Regions from separate parts of the Homo sapiens genome. Here region 2 is linked to region 1. Evidence: read pairs that join two places in POLR2A ChIA-PET (ENCODE). Cell type or tissue: PC-3. All regions are shown on one strand. Links, peaks and the distances in the headings refer to the core of each region. The heading gives the core; the rest is flanking DNA. Region 1 overlaps FER (FER tyrosine kinase). Region 2 overlaps PJA2 (praja ring finger ubiquitin ligase 2).

What was found. Peaks named below come from ENCODE experiments on the same cell type or tissue, not always from the same donor. Only the 100,000 strongest peaks of a DNase experiment are listed, where the experiment ranks them.
Region 2: POLR2A ChIA-PET joins it to region 1 with 9 read pairs; 1 of 35 experiments calls an interaction of 5 or more read pairs at or near these places.

The regions. Positions count from the first base shown.
Region 1 is chr5:108,896,406-108,906,132 of GRCh38, forward strand. FER (FER tyrosine kinase) reads left to right here. Exons shown (of 20, transcript NM_005246.4): 10 at 1,254-1,443. Among named protein-coding and RNA genes, the nearest start is that of FER, 150 kb to the left of the region's middle. In PC-3, for the core only: no CTCF peak of the experiment used is centred there; a DNase peak (open chromatin) is centred at 4,416; H3K27ac peaks cover 1,120 bases.
Region 2 is chr5:109,376,818-109,386,544 of GRCh38, forward strand. PJA2 (praja ring finger ubiquitin ligase 2) reads right to left here. Exons shown (of 10, transcript NM_014819.5): 2 at 6,586-6,703; 3 at 4,686-4,886; 4 at 1,387-2,437. The coding sequence starts at 6,616. Among named protein-coding and RNA genes, the nearest start is that of PJA2, 28 kb to the right of the region's middle. In PC-3, for the core only: no CTCF peak of the experiment used is centred there; a DNase peak (open chromatin) is centred at 4,044.

The DNA of each region.
Region 1 (9,727 bases), core at 2,628-6,627:
TTAGAACACAGATCACAGACTGTTGAATGATAATGATGTAAATGCTGATTACCATTTATTGAATTCCACTGGAGAGGTCTGTCTTCTGGATATTACTAGGTCTCTCACAAATGTTCTTACTCATTAGTTTTACTTTTCTTAGACTTTTTTCTCTACTGTTTGTTAGGACACTCACCTGAAACTTGTTACAATAAGGAGATTACAGCTTTCTTTATAGCAGTCACTGAGGTTGCACTGTGCTCAATTAAGTTTGAATTTAGTTTTCAAAATATCCATCAGCATCATATATATAAATAAATCTCTCTTAGTGTGGGTTACTTTTGTCTGTGAATATTTATTCAGTTTATGTTGAGACTTATAGTTTAAATTTAAGAAGATAGTATTTTCTGACCTTATTTTCCAATTTTGACATTTTGTCTAATTTATAATCTATTGTCTCTTACATATTAATAACTTACTTTCAGCAGTGCATGGCACGGTCCTTTTTGGAAATTATTGTAATATATAGTGTGGGCTATTTCCAGAAGTATCTACCACCACTACCTGTTTACACGTGGCTTCAATGTGGGTGAATTAGTTTGAAATTCCCATTGAAGGCAGCCTCCAAGGGTTAAAAAGTCACAGTAAGACAACCTGTGGCCCTGTACTTTAAAGGAGGGATGGGAAAGTATACTGTATTTATATTGGAGACGTTGGAAAGATTTGGAGACCTTTGTTTTACTCATTCCTCCAGTTACATCTTAGCCCTTAGTCCTTGTCATAGTAGTTTCACTTGCCGCCAGACACACATCCCTCACAACATATACACAAGCTTTGTGTCCAGACTGTCACCTTGATTTTATTTATTTTACCCTAGGCACAGATCTGACCCTAGCTATATTGCCTTTGATACTTAAAGTAAATTTAAGATCCTGCTTCTGTTATTTTAATTCATTCTAGGCCCTATACCTCTGGACCTAAGTGTCTACTCTGTGAGGTATATAGTTTAGCTAAAATAAAATGAATGCCATAGATCATAATATATTTGAAAGCATCTTGAATTTGGATTTGACTCCAAACACTTCATTATATTTTGTTAATGCTAGCATGTAATAAATACTGTGATAACTTAAAATCTGCTTAGTTTCATATTTTTTATGATTCTAAAGGGCTCTTATAAAAATGAAATCAAAGAAAAGCATAATTTACATATATGAGGTTTCCTTAATGTCTTCTTAATGAAGTTGAAATCATTTATATTTATTCTCTTTTAGTATTGTGCTTCTGCTAAGCCAAAAACAGGCACTTGAAGAACTGAAACAGTCAGTCCAGCAGCTGAGATGCACTGAAGCAAAGTTTTCAGCACAGAAGGAATTACTAGAGCAAAAAGTGCAAGAAAATGATGGGAAAGAGCCACCTCCAGTAGTAAATTATGAAGAAGATGCACGATCAGTTACATCTATGGTAAGCTAAAGAATAATCCAATGAGAAACTTGGAAGAGTAGTGTCTAGGTAATAAGTGCATACAAAAATTATTTAAATTTGCTATAACAAATTGTTACTCTTGTTAATATGCAGGTCCTATTAAACTTGTTTGTAAATGCAAAATAGACTTGTCAGTCACCTCAGGTCACCTGGAGAGCACTTTCAGGAACCACCTGTAGAGTCAGAGGAAAAAGTTCTTCTCTTGCCTTCAAAACTGAAAGGAAAGACTGCAGTTGTTTTTATTCCTGGGAGACAGCAGGAAGGTAGGGTCTTATTCTTAAGAGAGAAGTAAGCAATAAGAAGAAAGCTATTTATTGATTTTTTTCTTCTTAAGTAGAATCTTATTTATCTGAGATTGCTGGTGTATTTATTGCTTTTAAAATACAAAATATTGATTTAGTTTAAGAATTTTTTTTCTGCTCATAAATGTGACCCTTAGACTACAATAAATACATTCAAATTCACCAACTTGAAATTCAACTTTATTTCATAGTTTTATTAACTGTTTAAGAATGCCTAGTATAAAGTCTTTCTTCTTCTCTCCTTTCCTTTCCACTCCTCTCCTTTCTTCTCTTCTTTGCTCCCCTCTCTCCTCTTCCTTTCTGTCCTCTCCTTTCCTTTCCTTCCTCTTTCTCTCTCCTTTCTCCTTCTTCCTTCCTTTCCCTCCCTTCCCCTCCCCTTCCTCCCTTCCCTTCCCTTCCCTCCCTTCCCCTCCCCTCCCCTCCCTTCCCCTCCCCTTTCCTTCCTTCCTTCCTTCCTTTCTTTTTCTTTTTCTTTCCTTTCTCTCTTCCTCTTTCTTTTCTCTCTCTTCCTCTTTCTTTCTTTATCTTTCCTTTTTCTATTATCTACCTATTGATCTATCTATCTATGTATGTTGGTGGTTCTCACCCCCTGCCACACACATACCTGGGACATTTGGTAGTATCACCAGACACTGTGATTGTCATAACCAGATCTAGTGGGTAGAGATTGGTGATGCTGGTAAACCTCTTAGAATGCACAGAACAGCCCCTCCCTTCACACTCCCAGCACAAAATTATCCAGGCTAAAATGTCAAAAGTGCCAAGGTTAAAAAAGTCTGAGCTACATCCTTGGCATTTCCTGTGGGTAACTTACAGAACTATTATAGTTATGCTATAGCTGATATTTTAGTACTTTTTACTTTATGTTGTTCTAAATAGTATGATTTGATTAAGTGGGTTCATATGTCTCCATAGCAAAAAAAAAAAAAAAAGACCGTATCTGAGAATACGGTAAATGTAGTAATGAATATGAAGTATTTAAACAATTGTGGTTATTACTATTACTATTAAATATTAAAATTAAACTATTGTGGTTGTTAGTAATATTGAGCCATATTAATCTACACATCACTTTGTGAATTGTGAATTATGAATCCTTGCACTCTTTCACTGTCCTAGCTATAAGGATCTCAGCACATGTACCAAGGACCCTATTAAATTCCCTTTCTTGCTTCATGATTCTTGATAAGTATCTGGCATATGTGTTCTTTCAAAGGAACTTTTGAAATGTTTTCCTTTTGTTTGGCTTTGGAATATCTTATCTAGTAAATCTTTTGTTCACTGAGTGTGGTTTATAATATTTCCCTGTTACCATGACGTTGTGGAATTGGTTATTTAAAGGCTTGGCTGGGCGCGGTGGCTCACGCCTGTAATCCCAGCACCTTGGGAGGCCGAGGTGGGTGGATCACAAGGTCAGGAGATCGAGACCATCCTGGCCAACATGGTGAAACCCTGTCTCTACTAAAATACAAAAAAAAAAAAATTAGCTGGGTGTGGTGGTGTGTGCCTGTAATCCCAGCTACTCAGGAGGCTGAGGTGGGAGAATCATTTGAACCTGGGAGGTGGAGGTTGCAGTGAGCTGAGATCGTGCCACTGCACTCCAGCCTGGTGAAAGGGCAAGACTCCATCTCAAAAAAAAAAAAAAAAATTCTGATCATCTGGAGTTTAATATTTCATAATCATTGAAGAAAAGTTTTGTTTAACTAATGAATAGATAATGTTTCTGAGGTAGTGTATAGTGTAGTTTAAGAGAATGAATTGCCTTCCGGCACCTTCAAGTTCTGCTCTCGTGTCCATTAATTCAATGGTGATAATACTTAATATATTTTTACAAGATGGTGCTGCATATTTCATTTTATCAAATTTATTTTAAATTGTTGAAATACTAATTATAAATTAGATCTTGCCTATTTGCTGAAGCAATGCTTTTAGTCATTAAGGATTTTTTTGTAAAAGAATACTATAATATATGTAGTTTAAAGCAATAAATTAATATTTTACAAATAAGACAGGGCATTCTTACAAATTAATGCCAGTTAATGAGATTTTACAGCATTTTTTCAGAACAATTAGAAATTTTTACAATGCCCAATTCCTAAAACTTAAGAATACATCTACATGTGTCAGTGAAATCTTTGTGTAATTCAGTTTTTCAATTAATAATTAGAATATTACTTTTCAGTTTACTTGGAAACGAAAACAATCAAAGCTTTAAATGATTTTGTCCCCAAATGACTGTTTAAGCATTGCTTTATGAATAATGTTACAAGAAAAGCCTGGAATTCACATAAGTGGTTCTATTGGTATTTTCTCTTTATAAATTCCATTGCTATAAATGGTATACAATTTCAATAAGAGACTTATTTGAATATTGGAAGAATTGGAAGAACTCAAAATTAAACTATTGTATCATGGAAAATTGTGAAAATTTGTGTAAATATTATTTGAGAGCAGGAGAGACAATGAATTATGCTCCATGATCTTAGTTAATGGCAGTGTTACTGAAAATACCGACTCTTCGGTGGTGAATGCTTCTGTAGAAGAGTGCTTTAAGGAACTGTACCATTGAAATGTGCCATGCATTGGGTATTCTTATAAAGGTTCCAAATGATCAAATGTGTAATCAGGGTTGGGGTTGTATAGTCAAGTTCTTAGTGTTTGATGTTTATTTTGTCTTAGTCTTGATGTTTATTTTAGCTCTATGAGTCAATGAGAGTTAAAGCTCATTGTTACAGTTTAAACGTTTGCTCTCTCCAAAACTCATGTGGAAATTTAATTGCCATTGTAAGAGTGTTAAGAGGTGGGACCTTTGAGAGGTGATTAGGTCAGGAGGGCTTCATCCTTATGGATGTAATTAATGTCTTTATAAAAGAGGGAGTTTGGCTCCCCTTTACCTCTTTGCCCACCTCCCCACCCCCGCCATGTGAAACCAAAGGATTCTTTTCCTTTGGAGGATGCAGTCTTCAGTGGTCCATCTTGGAATTGGAGATTGGGCTCTTTTCAGATGCCAGGTCTGCTAGCACCTTGATCTTGGACTTCCTGGAACTGTGAAAAATGAATTTCTTTCTTTTTTTTTTCCTTCACAACTATGCTAATGAGGAAAGCTGTGGTTATGCTAGATAAGTATGATGAATTAAGTAAGAGAGGGGAAGAGGAGTGAAGATGCATATAAGAAAGTGATTATAATGATTAAAGAATTAAAGCTGTGTAATAAAGACAGAGGCCATCAAGAGAGGAATGGAGTATAAGGAAAAGTGCTTTGAGGAGATAGGTTGTTAAATCAGGTGATTATGGCATAATAGGTTAGATAATAGAATCTTAAAATTTTGGAATTTCCTCTAGCCAGTGACAGTAAGCAGAATCAGAAATAAAAGTGAAGCATCTTCAATGGCACACCTGTAAGGGAATATAATAAATAATAATCACTTTGTGTCTACCACAGAAATAAAACCCTGCCATTTTATAAACCTTAATATTATTTAAAAAATAATTTTGGTAGACTGGATGTAGTGGCTCACACCTGTAATGTCAGCATTTTGGGAGGCTGAGGTGGATTTACTGCCTGAGTTCAGGAGTTTGAGACCAGCCTGGGCAACATGGCAAAACCTTGTCTCTACAAATATATAAAAATTAGTCGGGTGTGGTGGCACATGCCTGTAATGCTAACCACTCAGGAGTTTGAGGTAAAAGGATTGTTTAAGGTGTGTAGTTTGAGACTGCAGTGTTCCACGATTGTGCCACTGCACTCCAGCCTGGGTGACAGAGTGAGAGCCAGTCTCAAAATAAAATAAAAATAATTTTGGTCTATTAGTAGAGTAACCTTTAAAAACCATAAATCACAGTTTTACCTTATTTGCAAAGGTTCACTCTACTTCTCTGAACTTAACAGAGTGTTTCTAAGGCTTAGGATAACATTGGAAAGATTAGTCTTTTCTGTTATACCATCAAGCTTATAGACTACCGGAGGGGGAATAAATTCATTTGAACTTTGGCAGTACTCTATTAAAGAGGAAAAAAACGGGCTATAAGAATACACATCTTTAGAGCATTTAGAGATGATATCTTTGAGACCATTATAATTACAAAAGGAGAAGTACAATGATAATTTATGGAAGGTTTTCCTAGCAATGTTAGTCATATTTATTTTGCTAGGCTGGCAGTAGTACTAGTCTGAGTTTTGTTGTATTGATTTGATTCATTAGATTAGATCTTTATTTTCTCTGTGTATTTCCCATTAGTTTGTGGGATGTTAAGAAGTGTACCATGGAGAAGTGAGTTGCAGAATTTGAGTCATGTTGGGTGAAGCCAAAAGAAACAGTAATATTGACTGCAGGAACTTTCTAAGCCTTTAATATTAAATGTCCAAGGGGGAAATAGTATATGGGATGCAGTGTTTCTGAAAATATTGTCCCAATTCCCTTTCAAGGAGCCTCCTGGGAGGACCATAGTGTAATGGAGCATACTTTGGGAAATGCTTAGTTAGAAGATAAATCCTTTCTTATTGAATTGGGATAATGACAGATTAAATGTCTAATAATTCTGAAGAATTTTGAATTGCTTATGTGTTGTTGAATTTAAGGATTATTTTATATAATAGTTCAATTCTAGCTCTTTGGGGTAGAAGAATCTGCCTTCTGGAGCAAATTAGGAGGGTGAACTCTGTTGACTCACAGTGATGAGAATATCAAAATTTTCTAATCTCCAAGTAAACATCAGCTGCTTTCTTATTATATTTATTTATTTATTTATTTATTTATTAAGAGACATGTTCTTCATTCTTTTTTTAGTTATCTAGTTGTAAGAACATAATAAATATTCAATTAGTATATGCTGAATTAAATAATTGGACTTCGTTTTCCCTTCAGAATAATCTGGTTATTTAACTTTATGACAATATATGCTTTGGACCAAACATATAATAATTTTTGTTGAAAGAGTCTCCCTTATATGTCAGATATGTCTAGAATTTATGGCACCATAAAATGAATTTCTACTTTATAAATGTAATTAGCTAGTCTGTATGATAATTGCCTTTGTTTCTGAAATTGCACATTTTGTTTAAGCCCTTTTGCTAGACCAACACACAACATAGATTTTTCTTCTCTGCACATGTTACTTAGTTTTGCTTAATTGAGCAGCAGTATCAGTAAAATCCTATTTTGTTACATTTTCAACCAACAACACATTTAATTTGTTGGCTAAAAATTGTCAGGCCAGGCCTGGTGGTTTGCGCCTGTAATCCTAGCACTTTGGGAGGCTGAGGCCCGTGGATCACTTGAGGTCAGGAGTTCGAGACCAGCCTGACCAACATGGCAAAACCCTGTCTCTACTAAAAATACAAAGATTAGCCAGACATGGTTAAGATCCCTTAACCTTTCTGAGTTTTCTTTTCCGTAGAGGGAGGAAATGAATATATACCTCTTTTGCCTTACAGGATTTCTGTGACACTGAAATGAGATAATGTGTATAAACATATTTTGTATATTATAAAATCCTGTAGAAAAATATCAGCTTCTATTTCAGTTTTTCTAAAAAATGTACCTTAGTTTACAGGTAAATTAATTGATATTCACTGAGTTCTTAAGTATGAATTGTAGATTTTCTGTAAGATTATTTTACATATTTCTTATTCATAAAGGAAAAACCTTAATTTCTTTGGATAGGTAGTACATGCACATTTACATGGGTCTAAGTGTCCTTTCTTAGTGTCCCAGTTCTCTTCCTTAGAGGTAATCTTCCAGAAGTGTTGTATGCAAATAAAAACACAAGTGTAAATGATATGCCTGCTGTTCTTTTTACACAAGTGTTACAGCATACAACAGTAGTGTTCTGTATCTTGCTTTTTTACTTAATGCATCTTAGGTATCATTTTATAATAGTGAATGTACAGTTACTTCAGTTTTTTTTCATTTATCCATTCAAAAAGCAAATATTTATTGAATGTCAGGTGTCAGGTATCATTTTAGGTTTTGGGGATACAGTAGTGAACAAAATAGAATTTGTTTTCACTGTTATGGGCCTTTTACTCTAATTGGAGGGGACAGTGAATAAACAAACAAATAAATACATAGTATGTCACATGGTGGTAAATTCTTTTGAAAAAAAGCAAGATTGGGGGCAATAAGGCAATGAGTGCTGGGAGTTATTTTTATACATAGTGTGGTTAAGGAAGGATTCCTTGATAAAGTGCCATTTGTGCAGATATCTGGAAGAACTGAGAGAGCAAATGAGACTGCTTGGGGTGAGAATATTTCAGGCAGTGGGAAGAGCAGATGAAAGGAGGAACCAAAAGGAAGCCAGTGTAGCTGAAGAGAGAGAAAGTAATAGGAGATAGGGTCTGAGAAGTAATGGGCAGTTAGATCATAAAGTCATACAGACCCACGTAGGACTTCAGTGCTAATTCATAGAGAAATTAGAAATCATTGAGCGTTCTGAGTGAGGGAGTGACATTTTTACATGGTTTTCAATTTTTTGTTGTAAATACATCTTCAGTGAAAATCCTTGTAATACTATTGTGTGTAGTTTATGTGTAAGATATATTTTAGGTTTTGTTCAGCTTATATAGGTTTAGATTTTACTGTCAAAAAAGTTGAAAAGTTTCTGAACCTGAGAACAATGTCAGTTATAGATATTAATTATAACATTAATATTTCAGTTTTGTAGATGAGTAAATTTTTGCTTCCAGCTTTTCTGTGGCATGAATTTTACCATGCTGAACTTCAGTGTCTTAACAAACCATTACTATTATTAAATTCTTCTATGGCTCTGACACCTAAAGTATATTTACAGTTGTATGTTATACTGTATATAAATTTGATATATAAATTTCTAACTTATAAAACAGGTAAGCTAGGAGGTGATTATGATTATAATCATTTTCCAAATGATTCAGGTCAAGATTCCATTCATCAATAGCCATTTTTCTTTGGCTCATATAAATGAAGTCATTTCATATCACGTTAGCCAATGGATGATGCCAGAAACACTCTTTTTCATTAGGCCACAGTATCTTCAGTATCAGGAGAGAAAAAACAATGCTTAAACTTTCAAAGTGTTTTTTAGCTTATATTTTAACTGTTATCTGTGTTCATATTCATATGAAGTTGATATATAGGCCAAAATGAAGTAAATAAAAATAAGATTTTCCATTTGGTTTTGGAAAAACTATATGTATATATTTCAAATTTATCTTTTAAATTATGAATTTCTTAATTTCTTAGCATAAACTAACTGGCCAGGGGTGAACTAGCCCTAGAAGGATATAATAAAAGGAGAGAGAAGATAAAGTTAGGTAAGAATTAAATATCTACTATGATTAATGCAAATAAAAAGAATTCCTCAGATTTATTTATTCAGTCACTTGGGATTCAACAGCGCTTAATGATTACTTACCACAGGATTATTATGTAATGGGGTTTTTTGGGAAAGGTGGGTCAAAGAGATTTAGAAGCTGTTACAGGATTTGGTCGGAGACATGAAGCACAAGTAATTGATTTAACAGTTAATTGAAAGTTGGCTGAATTTTGACTTGTATGTATTTATACATTAAAACATTTTTTAAACTTGTGTTTAGCAGTACCTATATATATACTCAGTAAATGTTTATAGATGAAATGAATAGGTACAGAATTTCAAAAGCAGGTTAAAATTGATGTAACTCAATTTTTAAAATGGTTTAAATGTTAAAATTGTTTTCATCAAGTATTTCCCACTTTATTAATAAGTAATTGTGGCAATGGTATTCTAACAGGGTGAAAAAATCTGGAGTAGTTACAGAGATAATGACTAATGAGTGGTTGTGATAGAATCTTTGCTCTAGGGAGAGCCCCAGCTATAGAGCCAGACTTCTTTGGTTTGAGTCTTTGCCTCACCACTTAAGTAAGTGCAGGGTATAAGCCAAGTTATGGGACTTTTTCTGTCCCCATTTCCCAGTGTGTAAAATGAGATTACTGTGTTACCCA
Region 2 (9,727 bases), core at 1,873-5,872, 480 kb after region 1:
TTAACAAACCCCAACATGGTCCAGGCCACACACAGTAATCAAACATAACTATATTTCTGCAGTAAAATATACAAATATTTGAAAAAATACCCTCATTTCAATTCAGATCCAGATCTGCTTATCCAGGAAGTTAACATCAGGTCAGGCTTTGTGGCCAATTTCTGTTTTTAGAAGTGTGGATACTGAATAAAACACTGTGGGCTTGAACTGAAAAAAACTTTACCTTTAGCTTAAAAACAGTATATCATACAAAAATTACTTACTAACCCTTAAAGTTTACAGACTTTGACAGAGCAGCAGAAATTATATTTTAAATATTTTCTATAATAAATTACACAATCTGTATTATAGTAGCTTAATTCATATGTCCAAAGAAAATCAAATGAATTGTTTTATGACATGAATTAAAATGCATTCATATTCAAAATGGTAAATTTCTTCCTTTATAGTACTTTCTAACTAAAAAAAAACCACACAATTATTTCCACTAGCTAATAAAATCTTGCAATTGCACTGTAATTGAGCACTGTCAGGGATGCAACTAGCTTACAAGGACTCATGAAAATCTGGACACTGGGGTAATGGAAATTCAGCAACTGAACAAAGAAATTCTCCATTTTTTTCTTTTTCTGTTGTCTTATGGTTTGGAAAAAAAAGATACGGGTTTGTAAGAGCAATCAGAATGCTTATTATAAGTTTTATGTTCTGTTGAAAATAGCAAAGAATAGTGGTGAACAGTCTCTGGAATACCCAGTTAGGTACTCAAAGTCCAGCTCTACCATTAAGTTGCTCTGTGACCTTAGGAAGTTATATAATGCTCTGTGCCTCAGTTTCCTTATTTACAAATGAGGGAAATAATGGAATCTACCACACAGAGTTGTTAATGAGAATTGAATGCTAAGAAAAAATAAGTAAAAAATAAACTTAGTGATAGGAAGAGCCACAGGAAGAACAGATAAAGAGGGAAACAAGTGATATTAGTCACTACTGGCAATGTTAATGAAGTATTACCAATCAATAATTTGTGATATTAATCACTTTTTAAACCCAGACTGGCTTAATGTAGGTTTTTAAAAAATACAACAAATGTTTATTTTACATTTTATTAATTGAAATACCATGAACTAGCATCTCTATCCCTTTATAATAATAATCATTATCTGAACTTACTTCTGTAAACTACTAAAAACCTCAAAAACATTTTTTTGTGAAAAATTCTAATGAGTAGTTTGCATGTATGGTTAGCATTCAGTAAATAAAAATATTTGGTAAGTCAAAATGTCTAATTCCCTGATCATATCAAATAGCCCAGCCATCAAACATGGTTCTAGAAAGAAACCACTTCATTTACTACACAATCGGAAAAAGTACTGGATGTGACCTTACCTATCTTCATCTTTGTCATAGAGTTGGTAATAATCTCCACAGCCATTCCAAAAGGTGTTATCCACCTCTTGCCTTCCTGCTGTGGCTCCACTTTCTGATGTCATTTGGTTATTTTCTGTTTCCCTTTGTGTAATAACTCTTGAGTATGGTGGATCCAAGAACATACAGTCATGCTCTCCATCATATTCTTCACATTTTATTAAGAGGTCATCTGAGCCACTTTCCTCAACTTCCAAAGCCTCTCTCCATCTTTGAACACTTCTTTGTTTCGCCTCATGCCTATTAAAACCTGTTTCTTGGTCCACCTGGCTTGAACTTATCAGTTTTCTAACTTTTGGCCTCACTACCTGTTCAGGAGAACTTCCATGGTTCTTTTCCCTATCATTGGTATTTTGTTCACTACAAATATGCCCTGGACCACAGGCTGCATCTTCAGGTGAATGTTCTGTCTGTCTTTCCTGGCTAGTATTATTTTGTTGTTTCGTACTAACCATTTCATCTTGAGAAGACCTCTGAATTTCCTGGCTATTCTGATGGACAAACTCAGTATCACCAGCAGAACTTTTCACTAATGGTACAGAATCTAACTCTTCAAACTCATCTCTTACTTCACAGTTAAATGAGGGAACTGGTGGTGAAAGACCAGTGTATGCCTCTGCCTCTCTGTTTTCCAACTCAAATACTGTATTGCCTAATGATTCCTGGTATCTACTACCTTCCACGACTTCTGCAGAAAGTTGAAGATGGTCATTATCTTCTCCATGTTTGCCATCTGGATCATAAGAGTCTGTATGAACCAATGCAATTCCATTTTGGACACTTGAAGCACTACAAGCTCCTGGAATATACTCTCCCTCAGAGTGATTATGAAGATTTGTACTGCTTCCTAAGGTATCCCTGCCTTCCTCACTGTGATGTACTGCAACAAAGGATTGACTGCTCTCAGTGGTTTGATTCAATGCTGAACCACAAGTGGGAATTTCTGTTTCACTTTTTTCAAATATAGGTTCACTGGGTAAAGAAGAATCAACTTGATCCAAAGGACTGGAACCTTCATAAAAAACAAAAGAAAACATATTTTAAAGGATTAACTTAGATAAAATTTTATGTAATAACTATCACTTAAGTGGAAATCATACCAATTATTACTACTTGAATACATGAGTAAATTTATTTACCAAGCACTTCTATGCTCCTTAACTGAGAATGCAGACTGATTACTCTATGAGTTCATTTATGTCAATGTACAGCCTTTCACTATCATCTCCCTCACATGGCTTTGGCAGTTTTCTATCTAAATCCTAATATCTAATGCCTTCTGCAAGACATATAAAGGAGAAGCTCTTGAGAGGTTATACAATGGGAAGCCTCTCGTAAGTGGAGTCTAGGGTAACCAATCTGCTTCCCAGTGATTTCCAAACTTACCTTCTTTATTATATGCAGGTAAAAACAACAACAAAACAAAAAACCTTCAAAAGTACTTATGACAGATATAATAACTATAGTTACAGATTTAAGAGAAATTAGACCCTATTGTGTTTTGTTGGCAATTCACAAAATTATATCTCAGTATCTCGACAGATTATAAATTGAATTGTTGTAATACATTTGTAATAAGTTTACTTTAGATGTGTTATAGTTATGACTGAAAAACAACAAAGAGATCAATATGTTGATTCTTGTCATAATTGTGAGAATTCTGAAACATGAGTAAAATCATATCTATAAATTACTTTAAGCATAACTATCTTGCATCACCACTAATAAAAAAAATGAAGACATTTGAGATTTGCTGGAATAAAAATTCATGAATTGTAAAATAACTGAAGTTCGGCCATGATATATGGTACGAAGGGTTCTTTGATATATGGTACGAAGGGTTCTTTTTTTTTTTTTTTTTTTTTTTTTGAGACGGAGTCTTGCTCTGTGGCCCAGGCTGGAGTGCAGTGGCATGATCTCGGCTCACTGCAAGCTCCGCCTCCCAGGTTCACACCATTCTCCTGCCTCAGCCTCCCAAGTAGCTGGGAACGAAGGGTTCTTCAATGGGATGACCCTAGCTAGTAATTCAGATTCTTACATATGACAGCAAAAATAATCTAGAAATGTCTTGTCAAGTTTGCTTAGAACAAGAGGAAGAAGACAAATCCAGTCCAAAAATGTGCAATTATGGTACATGGATAGCTGCAAAATACTTTTTCAAAACCATTGAATAACTAAGAAATTTTAATTGAATAAGCCTTCCTTGTCCTTTGGATTTTGTAAAATGATGAAAAAATAAACAAGCCAAGTTAAATTTAGGATAAAATTAAAAGAAGAAAAGTTGGCCGGGCACAATGGCCCATGTCTGTAATCCCAGCACTTTGGGAGGCTGAGTTGGACGGACCACTTGAGGTCAGGAGTTCGAGACCAGCCTGGGCAACATGGCAAAACCCCATCTCTACCAAAAAATACAAAAATTAGGCGTGGAGGCGCATGCCTGTAGTCCCAGCTACTTGGGAGGCTGAGGCAGGAGAACCACTTGAACCCAGGAGGTGGAGGCTGCAGGGAGCCCAGATCACGTCACTGCACACCAGCCTGGATGACAAAGTAAGATTCCATCTCAAAAAAAAAAAAAAAAAAAGAACGCCAGGCATGGTGACTCACACCTGTAATCCCAGCACTTTGGGAAGCCAGCCAAGACAGGTGGATCACTTGAGAGGTCAGGAGTTTGAGATCAGCCTGGCCAACGTGGTGAAACCCTGTCTCTACTAAAAATACAAAAATTAGCTGGGTGCAGTGACAAACACCTGTAATCCCAGCTACTAAGGAGGCTGAGGCACAAGAATTGTTTGAACCTGGGAGATGGAGGTTGCAGTCAGCCAAGATGCACTACTGCAGTCCATCCTGGGCAACAGAACGTGACTCCATCTCAAAAAAAAAAAAAGAAGAAGAAGAAAAGTTATTTAAATATTATATGCAGGGAAAAAATATCTCTACTTGATCCACATTTTTAAAAATTTCAAAATATATCTTTTTGATTCAAAGATGATTTCCTTTGGCTGGAGGTTATGACAACGTAATCACTACTATGAGAGTGTGGTTATATTTTAATGATTGGCTGTATTCTATTTTCTTCTACAATGTTTAAATATATACACCATTAATATTAAATTCAATAAGAATTTCAAAATAGAATTTCTTGATAGGAAGTGTGCTGCATTTACACTCACAGACATGCATAATACCCACCCAAAAATTTAATTATAAGATCAATTCCTATATAACTATTAATAACCTTTAAATAATTAAATGTTACACACCTGAGGAATTTTCCTTTGGAACATCATCTAGTTCCAACACTTCATAGTCATCACCAGCCCGACCTAAGCTTCTTTCATGTCTGGTCATACATGGTTTAAAACTGACATAAGCATGTCTTCTTCCATATCTCCTGCCTGTAATTGTCTGATACCCTCCTGCTGGTTTGGGCCAGACAGCCTTACCAGATTCTTGGTCCATTGCTGAAAAAAAAGTTAAAAAATTAAAACAGGAACAGCAATGAGCTTTATTCTTGCAACCTGTTGGGGAAAACTACTTCAGTTTATATTTTATTATTTATCAAATCATATGCTTCTGAACATGAAGTGTACCTTACTAGTACTATAAAACATTATTCTTCACACACTAGAAAATTAAATATGAAGTACTATATAATAAGAGTTAGTGGCCTTTTCCCTTCAAAAAATATGTTTTAAAATTTGGTTTCTTTAAGGTATTTCAGATTTTTATAATGAAACCTATCAAAAAATATTTTTCATATGCCAAATTATTATACTGCCAAAGCTCTTTATGGGAGATCTTCCAAATTAAGTACCTTATATATTATATTAATATAAGTGCTCAATACATATTTGATGAATCAATTACTAGCATTATGATATGATGGTTTCAATTACTTTAAGAATGAAAACATTTATGTCAAAGATAACAAGTAACCTCTTTAAATGGTATCTGTACCATGAAGAATCAACTAGATCACAATAAATATGTTCCAAAGATTAACGTCAGATAAAACTATCCAAAAGAAAACAGCAATGAGCCAGGTCAAACACATACTACCCTGCCTTCAAAACTACCAATAAATGGTATATGTTATGGTAAGAAAAGCCATCAACATTTACATGACTTGACAATTAAGTTTTGTTGACTGAGGGGTATACAGTAGTAAACAGCAGCAACTTTCACTAAGTAGTACATTATTATACACACACATATATATATTAAGTGTAAGTCTGCTTAGTCAATTATACATTACATGTACTACACAGCAACTAAACAAAATATTTTCTCACAGCATATGGTATAGTCAATAAATGCAACAGTTGCTGGGCATGGTGGCTCATGCCTGTAATCCCGGTACTTTGGGAGGATGAGGCAGTCGGATCACTTGAGGCCAGGAGTTCGAGATCAGCCTAGCCAACATGGCGAAACCCCGTCTCTACTAAAAATACAAAAATTAGCCAGACGTGGTGGCACATGCCCATAATTCCAGCTACTCAGGAAGCTGAGGCATGAGAATCACTTGAACCCAGGAGGCGGAGGTTGCAGTGAGCCAAGACTGTGCCACTGCACTCCAGCTTGGGTGACAGTTCGAAACTCCATCTCAAAAAAAAAAAAAAAATGAATAAATGAATGAATGAAACAGTTACATAATTTCTTAGTTGTATTAAAATAAGAAATATAATCACTTCCAAGAAGGAAACAGAAACAAACATGTATTTATAATACACGCACATATCGAGTATAAATAATATCAAGTGTTACACTTATTTAATCCCATCAGTAATCTTGAGGTGGATATTGTATTCTATTTTAAAAATTGAAAAATTAAAGTTAAAATTAAGTGTTGGATAACTTGTCTAATAATCCAAAAGTATGACTCCAGAACCAATGCCCTTAACAATTCTACCAAAAGAATAGTCTCCGAAGTGGAAAGCATAAAGCTTTCCAAGCTAAATGGGTATGGAAAGAAAATACCAGAATTTCTATTTTTACCTATCAAAAATTAGAAACTAAGCTTTACAAATATTCAATATATGGATCAAAACCAGCCTTTTAGTAAGACCACAGGTCAGATGATCATATGTCACTTACTGGTACTCAAGGTACCCAGAGGAAAAAACAAGAAGTACTCAATGTAGAAGAACTGACTTTCCTTACCTGCTGGCTCCTTTTCAGTGTACTGTGACATATATGGCAGCGTCTGTGTGACCAGTTCAGTAGAATTATAGATGTGATTTAGTTTTTATTCACACTATGGACAAGCCGCAGAAGATTCCTACAAAGAAACAATGAATTGAACAATATATTAATAAAAGCACAAAAATAGCAAAACTGATACTTCTGCTCCTCCTAGTGAAGTCTTATAATAAAACTTAGAAAAATACAATGTGATGTAGCCAGCATGGTGGCAAATGCCTGTGATCCGCCTTAGATTACAGCACTTTGGCAGGCCAAGGCGAGCAAATCAGTTTGAGCTCAGGAATTCGAGAACAACCTGGCCAACATGGTGAAAGTCTGTCTCTGCAAGAAATACAAAAATTAGCCAGGCGTGGTGGTGCACACCTCTAGTCCCTCAGGAGGCTGTGGTGGGAGGATTGCTTGAGCCCAGGAGGTGGAGGCTGCAGTGAGCCGAGATCATGCCACTGCACTCCAGGCCTGGGTGACAAAGTGAGATCCCGTCCCAAAAATAAATAAAAACAAGAAAAATACAACACAATTTGACAAGCCAATCAAAAACTCTCAGAAATACCAAAATGGCTATGTGAAATACAGATTTACATCTGCTCTTGATAAACCTTGCCTAAGTATATATCATCCTTAAGACTGTCAATGACAACAACACATACATAATTTGTAAGTAAACAAACAAAAATATCAGAAGTACTGACTCAGGTATGTAACCAAACTATTTGGGAGTCTACTACACTGTGCTATCATTGCTTCTCTGTCAAGCAGTAAAGTTCCTTTAGCCCTGGAATTGCTAAAAGGTAACTGTAAGAATACAAACTTCATTTTTTAAAAATGTGTAATGGCTTATAACAATAATTAATGTGTGTAAATAATGATGTATTTATTCTTTGCAATAGTCAGTTGATCAGATAATTTAATCCCAAATAAGAACCTATTTTCAATCAGGAAAAACTACAATTTATCATGGAACAAATACAAAAAGAACTTCTGTTTTGAAATTAATGCATTTATTTACTATTTGAAAAGTACTATTTGAGAAGTTGCAACCTGTGGTTTTTTTGAAAGTTTGGTTAAGTTTTTATTTAAACACCTTATTTATTTAAACACTTGAGCTACTGCTAATTGCTCATCATTAATGCAATAGCTCTGCAAATGAGTTTAATTTATATGTTACCTGTCTAATCACAGACAGATATATATTAACATACGTAAGAGTACAAACCCACATTCACCCATATAATTTATAAATTCAGTAACAAGTTATGATCCTTTAAAGTATCTGAATCAAAAGAGGCTGTTAGCAACAGCTAAAGAGAAAAGGAATATAAAAATAATAATAATCTTAACATACTGGCAAAAACATAGGTGCTAATTAACAGTGTTTTAACTTTTTTTTTTTTGAGGGCGAGTCTTGCTCTGTCGCCCAGGCTGGAGTGCAGGGGCTTGATCTCGGCTCACTGCAACTTCCACCTCACGGGTTCAAGTGATTCTCCTGCCTCAGCCTCCCAGTAGCTGGGACTGTAGGCGTGTGCCACCATGCCCGGCTAATTTTTGTATTTTTAGTAGAGACAGGGTTTCACCATATTGGTCAGGCTGGTCTCAAACTCCTGACCACGTGATCCACCTGCCTTGGCCACCCAAAGTGCTGGGATTACAGGCATGAGCCACAGTGCCTGGCTGAAATGTGCGTTTTATTCTGAGATGGAAAACCATCAAAGTTCTGACCACAGAAGAGATATTTGACTTCTGTTTTAAGAAGAATGCTCTGGCTACTGTATTGAATAGCATGAAGAGGAATGAGGTCTAAAGCAGGGAGCACTGTTAAAAAGCTATCAAAATAATACTGGTAAGAGATCATAGTGGTTTGGACCAGGGTTAAAATAAAGATGGTAAGAAATGACCAGATTCTGGACATATTGTAAAAATACAATCAACAAAATTTACTAATATAGGATATGAAAGAAGGTCGAGGTTGACTCCAGGTTTTACAGGCTGGGCAATGGGAAAAATGGAGTAAATTTCAATTAATGTAGGAAAAATTGTGGAAGAGCCAGATTTGAAGAAAATATATTCAGTTCAGTTTTGGATGAGTTAAGTTTGAGATATCTATTAGACATTCAAATGGAAATATTAAATAGGAGTCTGGTGTTGACTGAAGAATTATGAGCTGTTAGTATAATTTGGGAGTTGTCAGTGTATAGATTATACCAAAACAGGTATGAACTTGGATGAGATCTCTAGGTGTACATGGAGAAGTGAAGTTAAGCCCTGAGAAAATCAAATATGAAGAGGCCAGGGAAAAAGAAGCAGAGATTGAGTATCCCTTTTCCAAAATGCTTGGAACCAGAAGTGCGGATTTGGGATTTTTTCAAATCTTTGAATATTTGCATATACATAATGAGATATCGTGGGGATGACATCCAAGTCTAAACAGAAAATTCACTTGTTTCCTACACATCTTACACACACAGTCTGAAAGTAATTTTATACAATACTTTTAATAATTGTGTGCATGAAATAAAGCTTCTGTTAAGTACTGATGTGTGGAATGTTAAAATTATGGTGCCATATTGGCAGTAAAAATGTTTCAGATTTTGGGGCCAGGTGCAGTTGCTCACACCTGTAATCCCAGCACTTTGGAAGGCCAAGGCAAGCAATCACCTGAGGTCAGTGAGACTCTGTCTCAAAAAAAAAAAAAAGTTTCAGATTTTGGAACATTTTTCAAATGTTAAATTTTTGAATTAGGGATGCTTAACCTATAGCAGAAAAAACAACAGAGGGCAGTGAGAGAAAAGAAAAATACTGAAGTGTGAACACCAAGTGAAGAAAGTGTTTTAGGCAGAACTGATCGTGCCAAAAGTTAAAGTATGATGAAGGCCTATCACTGACCACTTAGCAACATGGAGGATAATGGCGAATGGCGGCACCTTTGGTAGCATGGTTGGTGCAAATGCCTGATAGGAATGCTACTAAAGAGAGGAAAGGAATTGGAAACAGTACAGAAATCATGGAAATCACCCTGTTTCTTAAACTTTTCTTTAATGTGATTCCACTTTTCTTCTTAAAGATACTCTTCGGAGCCGTCTAACATCCTGATCTAAATTTAGTC